Regions from separate parts of the Homo sapiens genome. Here region 2 is linked to region 1. The links are chromatin contacts, found by Hi-C or POLR2A ChIA-PET in ENCODE. All regions are on one chromosome and are shown on one strand. Each heading gives the region's core, a stretch centred on a gene start or an enhancer-like site at or near the end of the contact. The rest is flanking DNA. Distances are from core to core; before and after follow the strand shown.

Region 1 (4,843 bases), core at 1,172-3,671:
GAGAGGCTTCCTTCCTTTTCTTTGGGTCGATAACAAGTATTTTGACACAGAAGCAGGAGAATATCAGCATTTATTGGGCATCCTTTGTGCCGGGCACTGTCCAAAGTGTCATCTTATTTACTCCTCACCAGCCTAGAGAGGATTGGAGTGGAAGGTGTTTGTTAGCTTAATCTGTGTAACAAGCTATCCAGAAAGTAAGGGGTTTCAACAATAAAGATCTATTTGGCTGTCAGTTCTGCAGGTTGGCCGTCTGGGCTTGGCTCAGTTGGGTGGGTCTGCTGCTGGCCTGGAGGGGCTCCTTATGAGCAGGTAGTCAGCGGGTGGGCCTCCCCCCACATGGCCTCTGGTCCCCATGGCAAGGGAAATACAAAAATTAGCCGGGTGTGTTGGCAGGCGCCTGTAATCTCAGCTACTCTTGGTGTCAAGAGCAGAAGCTGAGAGGCCTCTAGGCACCCATGTTCCCACCACATTCTCTTACCCCAAGCAAGACACAGGGTCAGCCCAGATGCATCCTGCCTCTTGACGGGGAGGGCTGTCAAGTATTATGGCCACTTCCCAATCTGCCACGTGGTCACCCAGCTAGTAGGAACAAAACGGCCAGGTGGATTCCCAGTCCAGCACCCGCTCCACAGACCCAGACTGAGGTACCTTTGTTCGGCTCCTTTCTACGGGTAGAGCTCAGGCCTTTGAGACTGGAGAGACAGGCCTCACCAGGAGGGCTGCTCCAAGGGTCCCAGGCAGGCCGGTGACAAGCAGGGGCTTGACTGAAGAGGAGGATTAAGGGCACTAAATCTGTCCCTCGGGCTTGAAGGATGGCCAAGGCACAGGGCACCTGGCCAAATGCAGGTCTCCGAGGAAAGGGGACAAGTGCGCCAGCTTTGCCACCCTGGCCCAAGGGAACTCTGGGCCCCCAGCACACACCAGACACCCTGCTGGGTCCCAGGAGCCGATGGTAAGCCATGCAGACCTGGTCTTCACCCCAACTAGCAGCACACACAGATGCCACAGGCACCATCCCTCAAATGATGTTTCCACTTAAGGACCAAGGCTGTGAAATGAAGGGGCTTTGGGGCCTGCCTGGGTGGAACTCCATCCTTCCTACTTTCTAGCTGTCAGACCTTGGGCCAGTTACTTCTCTCTCTGAGCTCTGATTTCCTCCTTATGAAATGTGTTTGGAAATTATGCCTTCTTCCCAGGTAATGAGGATTTGAGAAGACAGCGCGTAAAGTACTTCTCTCCAGCCCAGCACATGGACACAGTCTAGAAAGTCAGCCATCATCAACTATAGCCCAGAGTCCACAGTTCCCTTTCCAAGTTCCTGAGTCCAAATGTGCCTGGCTATCAGAAGGACAACTCGGAGCATGTTCCATAAGTGTTACACGTCACCCCAGTGGGGTGTGGAGTCGCTTCCCATAATCAATCACATTGATATTTCTACAGCAAAATCTATGACTATTCACAGTAGGTGGGCTGGACATGATAGCTCAAGCCTGTAATTCCAACCCTTTGGGAGGCCAAGGCAGGAGGATCACTTGAGTGATCAAGGAGTTCAAAACCAGCCAGGGCAACATAGCGAGAGCCCCATCTCTAAAAAATAAAGAAGAAGAAAGAAAGAAAGAAAAGAAAAAGAACCACAGTATATGAGCTAAATTGTTTCTAAATAGTTTCACAAAATTTCAAGTTTTGCCACCAAATTTGGGTTTTTGTTTTGTTTTGTTTTTCAAAACTTTTTGAATATGGAAATTGTGGATAGAGGGTTCTTTGGATCATTATAATTTTTTTTTTTTTTTGAGATGGAATCTCACTCTGTCGCCCAGGGTGGAATGCAATGGTGTGATCTCAGCTCACTGCAACCTCCACCTCCTGAGTTCAAGCAATTCTTGTGCCTCAGCCTCCCAAGTAGCTGGGATTACAGGTGCCCGCCACTACGCCCGGCTAATTTTTGTATTTTTAGTAGAGACAGGGTTTCACCATGTTAGTCAGGCTGGTCTCAAACTCCTGACCTCAGGTGATCCGCCCACCTTGGCCTCTCAAAGAGCTGGGATTACAGGCATGAGCCACTGCACTTGGCCTGGATCATTATAATTCTTAGTGACTCTCAACCTTGGCTGTGTATGAGAGTGAGCTGGGGAGTTTCTTAAAGGCAGACTCTTGGACCTCACACCACACCACATGAATCCATCTCAGGGGGTGAGACATCTCTTTAAGAAGCTCCTAAGATGAGTCTGATGTGGACCCCAGGATGAACCATGGTTCTATAGATTATGAAACAGGAATGCGGTGGGGTCTTGCTCACATAGGGAGTACCAGGGAAGACTTCCCCAAGGACAGGACCAAAGGATGCACAGAAACCTGCCAAGTGAAGGGTGTCAGAATGTTCCCAGCAGAAGGAACAGTGTGAGCAAGCTCCCTGTGGTCAGAAGGGAGGCAGCTGCGAGTCAGAGGAACTGAAAGGTCCCCAGAGTGGTGGAAGCCTGGGAGCAAAAGGCGACACTGCCCAAGCTGAGTTCTCCTGCTTCCTCTGCAGCTGAGACGGGGACCGTTCCTGAGGGGGAAATCTGTGTAAACAGGCAAATAGACACTTTCTTCCCAGAGAAAATTAAGCAGCAGCCCTGGTCCTTTCTTCCTAGCCAGAGCAGGAGGGTACATTAAAATCAGAATGTGTGGGGCTGGGAGGAGACACAGATCCTCTAACCTAATTTTTTTTTTTTTTTTTCAAGACAGAGTCTTGCTCTGTCACCCAGGCTGGAGTGGAGTGGCTAGATCTTGGCTCACTGCAACCTCTACCTCCCGGGTTCAAGTGTTTCTCGTGCCTCAGCTTCCTGAGTAGCTGGGACCACAGGCACACACCACTTCACCCGGCTAAGTTTTATATTTTTAGTGGAGATGGTGTTTCACCATGTTTGCCAAGCTGGTCTCGAACTCCTGACCTCAGGTGATCCACCTGCCTCGGCCTCCCAAAGTGCTGGGATTACAGGCGTGAGCCACCACGCCTGGCCTAACCTGATGATTTTAAAGTGCTTTTATCTTTAAAATTATTTGGGTGCCTTTTAGTCAAACAATTTTGCCACTGCCCCTATAGTGGTTGGAGCAAAGTGGAGGTGATGTTGGGTGTCTGGAGATCTGGATCTCCCCAGATCTCCTAGGGACTCTATGGAACCCAGTTTGAAAATCCTAGGGAACCATGACTCAGGGAGAGACGTTGGGATTGTCCAAGTCGCCCCCAGCCACCCTGCACAGGGCCGGAGTCCCTCTCCCAAGAGATTGGCCTGAGCAGCTCTCCCCAGACTTTTAGCTGTCAGGTCTTCCTGCATAAATTTTCCTTTTGCTGCAACCCATCTGTTATGGGTCACGTTGTGTTTCCTCCAAAAGAGATGTTGAAGTCCTAACTCCTGCTACCTGTGAATGTGACCTTATTTGGAGATAGTGTCCTTGCAGATGTAATCAAGTTAAGATGACGTCATTAGGGTGGGTCCTAATGCAATAGACTAGAGTCCTTATAAGAAGAGGAAAATTTGGACACAGGGACACAGAGGAAGATGGCTATGTGATGACAGAGGCCAGGAGTGCAGTGACGCAGCTGCAAGCCAAGGAACGCCAAGAACTGAGAGAGGCCACCAGATGCCAGGAAGAGGCAAAGAAGGATTCCACCAGGAGCCTCAGAGGGAGCCACCACCTTGACTTAGGACTCCAGCCTCTGGATTGTGCGAGAACACATTTCTGTTGTTTTAAGCCACCAGGTTTGTGGCACTTCATCACAGCAGCCCTAGGAAACAAACTCACCTCCTAAATCATTATTCATTTAATTTTTTTTTTCAAACAGACTCACTTCTAAACAACTTGCACACATTTTGCCAAAAAGTAAAGCTTTCATCGCTGCTACAAATGCAAGACCACAATCCTTTCTATAAATAGAAGACGCCTTAAAAATGCACACAATGAAAACCAGCCAACCTTGCTGGCTGCAGGTGCTCGATGGCTCTGATCTGGGGCCGCTTTTGTTCATCAAGGAGATGAGCAAGTGACCAAGGGGGTGAAGATGCTGGAGCACTTCACTGAGGCTTCTTCTTCTTCTTCTTCTTCTCCTTCTCCCGCTCCTTCTCCTTCTCCTTCTTCTTCTTCTTTTTTTTTTTAGACAAGAGTTTCACTCTTTGTTGCCCAGGCTGGAGGGCAGTGGCACGATCTCGGCTCACTGTAACCTCTGCCTCTGGGTTCAAGGGATTCTCCTGTCTCAGCCTCCTGAGTAGCTAGGATTACAAGCACCCACCACCACACCCAGCGAATTTTTGTATTTTTAGTAGAGACGGCATTTCACCATGTTGGCCAGGCTGGTCTTGAACTCCTGACTTTGGGTGATCCACCCCGCTCAGCCTCTCAAAGTTCTGGGGTTACAGGCACAAGCCACTGTGCCTGGCAGCTTCTTCTTGATTGAGCAACTGAATAAATGAGAATTGAAAAGGGAAAATTTATAATAAGGAAGTTATAGTTAACAATCATTTATTGTATATTTCAAAGTAGCTAGAAGAAAAGAATTGAAATGTTCCCAACACAAAGAAAAGAGAATTTTTTTTTTTTTTTTGAGATGTAGTCTTTCTGTGTCACCCAGGCTGGAGTGCAGTGGCACAGTCTCAGCTCACTGCAACCTCCACCTCCAGGATTCAAGCTATTCTCTTGCCTCAGCTTCCGGAGTAGCTGGGACTACAGGCGCACACCACCATGCCCGGCTAATTTTTGTATTTTTAGTAGAGACCGTGTTGGCCAGGCTGGTCTCAAACTCCTGATGTCAAGTGATCTGCCCGCCTCAGCCTCCCAAAGTGCTGGGATTACAGGTGTGAGTCACCAT
Region 2 (5,238 bases), core at 1,160-3,659, 92 kb after region 1:
ACGGGTCCCATTTAACAGTTCTCCGAAAACCCAATTCAGGGCTTCACTTCACCATTTTTCCTTACCAGAAGTAAAAGTGTTTTTCTGGAGGTATTTGTAAGAACCCCCACCCCAGAAGTCAGATTTTAGGGCCACTCACTGAGCAGCTGGGTGACCCTGGAGTCTTCTCTGTCAGCTGCACTTGGTGTGAAGCACCTCCTTGGGAAGCAGGCTCCCGTGGACCCATCATTTTGCTTTCATTTATCTGTATGTGTGTTTTTAATTACATTTGTCAAACATGAAGTTGAGCATCTTTTTGTATATTTATCTGGTCATCAGAGTCTTTGTCCATTTTTCTCTTGGGTTTTTTTAATCTTATTGATATGCCAGAGCTCTTTGTATATGAAAGAAATTGGAGACCAGGTAGGAAATCGACCTTCTGTGGTTTTTTTCTTCACAGGGTGGCATGTATGTGTTTCAGCTCTTTGACTACTATGCAGCTAGCGGTGTATGCCTTTTGTGGGTTGCATTCTTTGAATGTTTTGTTATTGCCTGGATATATGGTGAGTACAGATTTTTTCATGTCCTTTCTCAAGGCTCTCCTTTGGGCTTCTCTACTTAGAAGCTTCAGAAGCAGAGAATACTAACAGAAATTCAATTTGAGTTGAACAGTAGGCCCTCCCTACCTAGACTACACAAATAATCTCACTGTAGCCACACTGAAGATCCTCCTGGTGCTAAAGGTGTGAGGTGTGACTGGATGTTTTCACAGTTTCAGAACTTGGTTGTGCAGGACCTGGAATACTCCTTTTTTATCTCCTTGAGGCCTTGGGTTTGAGTTTGGGCTGTGCCTAAGATTGCACACCTAGGGTTTGGAGTGTGCCTCAGATTGCCAGAAAAATACAAGATGCAGAGTTATATTTGAATTTCATGTAAATGTCTGTTTTTGCCACACTTGTATATCCATGGTGTGGAGATGCAGAGGCCTGGATCAGGTCCCAGAGACCCCACTCATGGCCCCTGAGCTGCTGCTGGCCTTGAACGCTGTGTCAGAAAATGTCCCCCTCTGTCTCTTGCAGGAGGTGATAACCTTTATGATGGTATTGAGGACATGATTGGCTATCGGCCCGGGCCCTGGATGAAGTACAGCTGGGCTGTGATCACTCCAGTTCTCTGTGTTGTGAGTTCCATTTCTGTGGCTCTGGCTGGTGGCCTCTTCTCCCTGGGGCTTGACATTTTCACCCGCTAAACCATCTTTCATGCAGCATCTGTTCAGCGTGGGCTTATAATAAACCCAGCTTCAGCGCTGCCTGGGAGAGGGGAGGAAGGCTGCTCCAGGGAGTTAGCTTGAGTTGAGTTTTGAAGGATAAGTAGGAATTTGTCAGGAGTAGAAAACAAGAAGGGCATTTCTGGCAGAGGAGCCAGCCTGTGCGGGGCCAAGGCATCCTAAAAGAAGAGGGTGTATCTGGAGCATGTTGAGAAATCCAGGGGATCCAGAATTGAAAGCACATTCTTTCCCCAAACCTTCCAGAGCGCATGAGCTCTGTTTGGGTCACTGGGGAAGTAGAGGGGCCTTTGGGATATCTAGTAGAGAGGTCATAGACATTGGAAATGGGGTGTTTCCATGGAGAGGTGGGGGTAGTAGCTTAGAGAGGGGAAGTCCTGGGTTCTCCCAAGGATAGGGAAGCTTTGGACTCACCCAGGCCCAAGGGTATCAGTGTGCCACGTTGTTCTTCCCACGAGGATGCTCTCGCCCACCATGTTGGAGTTGGCCTTGGCACCTGCCCATGCAGTCTGCTTCATGGTCGCACTCCAGGGTGCCAGTGAGTGGAATTCCTCCATGGCAAAGCCGTCAGGGTTTGCAATCACTTGTGATCATTGGAGCTTATTGCCAGGGAGACCACATCCATCCTGCCATTCACGGCTCCACTATGGGGAGCACAAATGGCCCAATATTCCTTGGATTTAGGAGACAGGTGCTGAGGACAAATAGGCCCTCCCCTCCGTGACCTGCTATCAGGCCAGACTAAGTCAATGTTGCTGTTAACTCATGATATGACCTCAAGCAAGTCACTTCCCTCTGTGAGCCTCAGTTTCCCCACTTGTAAAACCAGGAGACTGTGAAGGAGGACCCCGGTGGCAGCTGACGACCTTAGACTGTTACTGTTATTTAATATGCATATGAAGCCTTTTCCTCTGAAGTGCAGACTTTCTCCCACAAAAATAAGTAATGGTAAGAGCCAGTAACCACAACAATTGGTGAGTTTATCTTTGGAGATGAGTTTAGTTGGCCCACCTGTGTTCTCATCCTGGTTTAATGTTTGCTTGTGGGCAGCTCTTCTCAGCACTCTGACCCTCAGTTTCCTTATCTCTCTCCCTGAGGAGCTGGATACGTCAGAGATAGGCTGCATTCCCAGGTGGTGAGATGAGGTCACCCTCATGGAGAGGAATGGGAAACAGGCAGGCACTGGCTCAAGCTCCTCCTGCTTGGGAGGGCCCAGGGCAGCATCTCTTGGGACTCACTCATCTGAGCCACAGCCCTACACGTAGGGACGGGAACAACAGCAGGGCCAGACGTGCAGTTGGTGCCCAGTAAAAGATGCCTGCAGGCTAGTGCTCTCCCTTGCCCATCACCGACTCTGCTTTAGAAAGATGCATCTTCCTGTCAAATCCCAGTTACTAGGTGTTGAAGAGTTAGGCCATTTTCACATTATGGAACAATCAGAGGCCACCCTGGGCCCTCCTCAGAGATGCTGTCATTCTGACTAGAAGCAGAAGCCCCGGGAGCCCCGAGCCAGCCTTAGGTGCTCTTCTCACAGGGAAAGGTGGGCTTTGCTCCCTTTAGAGGCACAGGGCTGACCCCACCCCACCATTCATGCATGCTGATGGCCACTAGCCATTAGCATGGACCCAGGGCTGGGCTGTGGACACCGAACAGGGCAAGGCTCAGGTGCCCAGGCCCCTGCTGCTGGTGGCTCAGAGATAGACATGGAGGGTGGCAGTGGGGGAAGAAAGGCTTTCATCTACGCTGCTAGCACTTATGGTGCACTTGTTGTATGTACCTGGAGCTGCACTGGGTGTTAAAGAACTAGGACAAGACACACACATTCCTACTCTCAGACTCACAGTCTGGCAGAACACGTGTGCCCAAGAGATGGTTACAACCACTCGCTTTCTGGAAGGAGAGGTATGGGTGGTGCCTGGGCAAGTAAGGCAGACCCAGTGGAGCCAAGTTAGGATGAGAAGATGTGGGGGAAAGAGGGCCAGGCAGAGGAAACAGCCCATGCCAAGACCCAGAGTTCAGTGACAGAGGAGCTAGAAGGAATTCTTCAGGGTGGCTGGAGTGTGGACACGGAGGGAGAGTTGAGGCAGATGAGGGAGGAAGGGGTACAGCTTCTGCTGACACTCCCGGCTGCACCGAGGAGTTTGGGCTGCATCTGCTGGCACTGGGAGCCACAGAAGGGTTTTGAGCAGGGAAACGACTTACTGTGTTTTTACCGGGGCGGGGGGGATCCTTATGGCAGCAGAGAGGGGTGTGAGTTCTGAGCCAGTCCTTTCCCAAGGAGAGAGACCCTTCCCTCAGGTTGAGGCCAGTCCTAGTCCCAGAAGCCCCCCACCCCCCGATGCCCAGGACCCCTCTCCTGACTGCCCCCATCTCTCCGCAGGGATGTTTCATCTTCTCGCTCGTCAAGTACGTACCCCTGACCTACAACAAAACATACGTGTACCCCAACTGGGCCATTGGGCTGGGCTGGAGCCTGGCCCTTTCCTCCATGCTCTGCGTTCCCTTGGTCATCGTCATCCGCCTCTGCCAGACTGAGGGGCCGTTCCTTGTGGTAAGTGCTTGGGCCCAGGGCCAGGGGAGGTGGGAGGCGCGAGGCCAAAGGTGATTGTTGTCAGTTTGCTGCGTGATCTCAGGCAAGTCACCTGCCCTCTCTGAGCCATAGTTCCCTCACCCATCCAGTGGTTCAGCTTATGGGCAGCAGAGTGCATTGTGGGAAGACGGGAAGCAAGTAGAGTTCACATGGGAGAAGGCTTTATGGAGACATTGGAAGCCGGGCTGTGGGGTGAGGAGGAACTTGCCAGATGGAGAATGTGAGAGGGAAGGTGTTCCTGGTGTTGGCAGAGTTGGGGTGGGCAGTGAGGCTGGAGAGGTGACTGTAGCTTTGGATGCCAAGCTAAGAGCTGGGGCTTTATCCTGGGACCAGTGGGGCCATGTTCCTGAAGCGGTGGGACAAAGCCAGGAGCCTAGGGAGGAAGCCTGAGCCCCACCCAGATGCCTTCTTTTATTGAGGAGCCAAATTTAGGATCATCCCAGCCCATGCTGGGGTCTTCTCCGGATCTGTGGCGGCAGCCAGACCTCTGCCTCTGTGCCTGCTGGGGCCTCCCCTGGCCCCACCTACCTTCAGCCTCCTCTCAGAAATTCCTCCAACAGCCCTGGAGATCCCAGGCCCTGGCAAAGGCCCTACTCTTTCCAAGAAATTCTTTTCTCAGAATCTCCCTTAACCTTTTGAGCTTGGGCTGGCTCCAAGAGTGCACTGTTTTGTTCTGGGCTGTTTTTATTGTTATTCTCTTTTAAAAATCTGGAGCCAGGATGTCCTGGGGCCCTGGCTCCCTGCTGGGCTGGGTCCTGTTTCCTCCTGGGCAGGGGAATGGCCTGGAGGTGGTGCTGGTGGCAGGGGAGGGAGGGGAGACTGAGGAAGCTGGCAGGGCAGGAGGAAATCCTTGAAACTGGGGGGGCCCCTGGGGTTATCCTGGAGCTTTTGACCCATTCTATTTTTTCAGAGGACAGAGGGCAGCACCCCAACCAGTCTTTAGCCAGAACGCTAAATGGCCCTATGAGCTGTTAACAGACTGAAATACTGGGCCTGGGGACAGGCAGGGAACAGTGACTGTCCCGAGCCCTCCAGGTGACCCCACAATACTCCAGGCCAACCCAACCAGAGTTTCCAGAATGTCCTTACTGTCCAGAAGCCAAAGGGTTCATTAGGGCACAGCAAGGGGTCTCTAAAGGTTCTGATTGGTCTAGGGGTCTCTGCTCTGATTGGTGAGTGCCCAAAGCAATTACATACCATTGGTTCAGGGGGACACCCAACAGGTCACTAACTTGGTGTCCTTCAAAGCCTCATTTTAAAATATTGGTCCAGCCCACATTTAGAAGTTTGGGTGGAGTGGGGTTGGCATGGGGGAAAGAGGTGGGGGAGTGGGTGAGGGCAGGCTTCACCCCACACTGGTACCCCGTCCTCCTGTGCCAGTCTG

Evidence for each region. A loop is a pair of places that touch in the nucleus more often than their neighbours do. ChIA-PET counts read pairs that join two places held with the same protein, here RNA polymerase II (POLR2A). Pooled maps may share reads with other maps.
Region 2: a loop to region 1 is called in a map of DLD1, with 7 times the contacts of the local background. The contact joins two enhancer-like sites. A Hi-C loop is called at or near these places in 7 of 168 maps with a recorded cell type or tissue (DLD1, GM11168, adrenal gland and 3 more), 1 of 37 single-sample maps with no recorded cell type and 1 of 50 pooled maps. POLR2A ChIA-PET finds 5 or more read pairs at or near these places in 4 of 52 experiments (BJ, OCI-LY7, PC-3 and 1 more).

What each region holds. Positions count from the first base shown.
Region 1 is chr3:14,385,955-14,390,797 of GRCh38, forward strand. LOC105376959 (a long non-coding RNA gene) reads right to left here. Exons shown (of 8, transcript XR_007095825.1): 8 at 3,788-4,436. Among named protein-coding and RNA genes, the nearest start is that of SLC6A6, 14 kb to the right of the region's middle. Within about 2 kb of position 2,422, at least 2 of the 41 ENCODE cell types and tissues checked have a DNase peak (open chromatin) inside an H3K27ac peak, as active enhancers do.
Region 2 is chr3:14,478,027-14,483,264 of GRCh38, forward strand. It overlaps SLC6A6 (solute carrier family 6 member 6), which reads left to right. Exons shown (of 15, transcript NM_003043.6): 12 at 440-542; 13 at 1,059-1,159; 14 at 3,645-3,815. Among named protein-coding and RNA genes, the nearest start is that of GRIP2, 60 kb to the right of the region's middle. Within about 2 kb of position 2,410, at least 2 of the 41 ENCODE cell types and tissues checked have a DNase peak (open chromatin) inside an H3K27ac peak, as active enhancers do.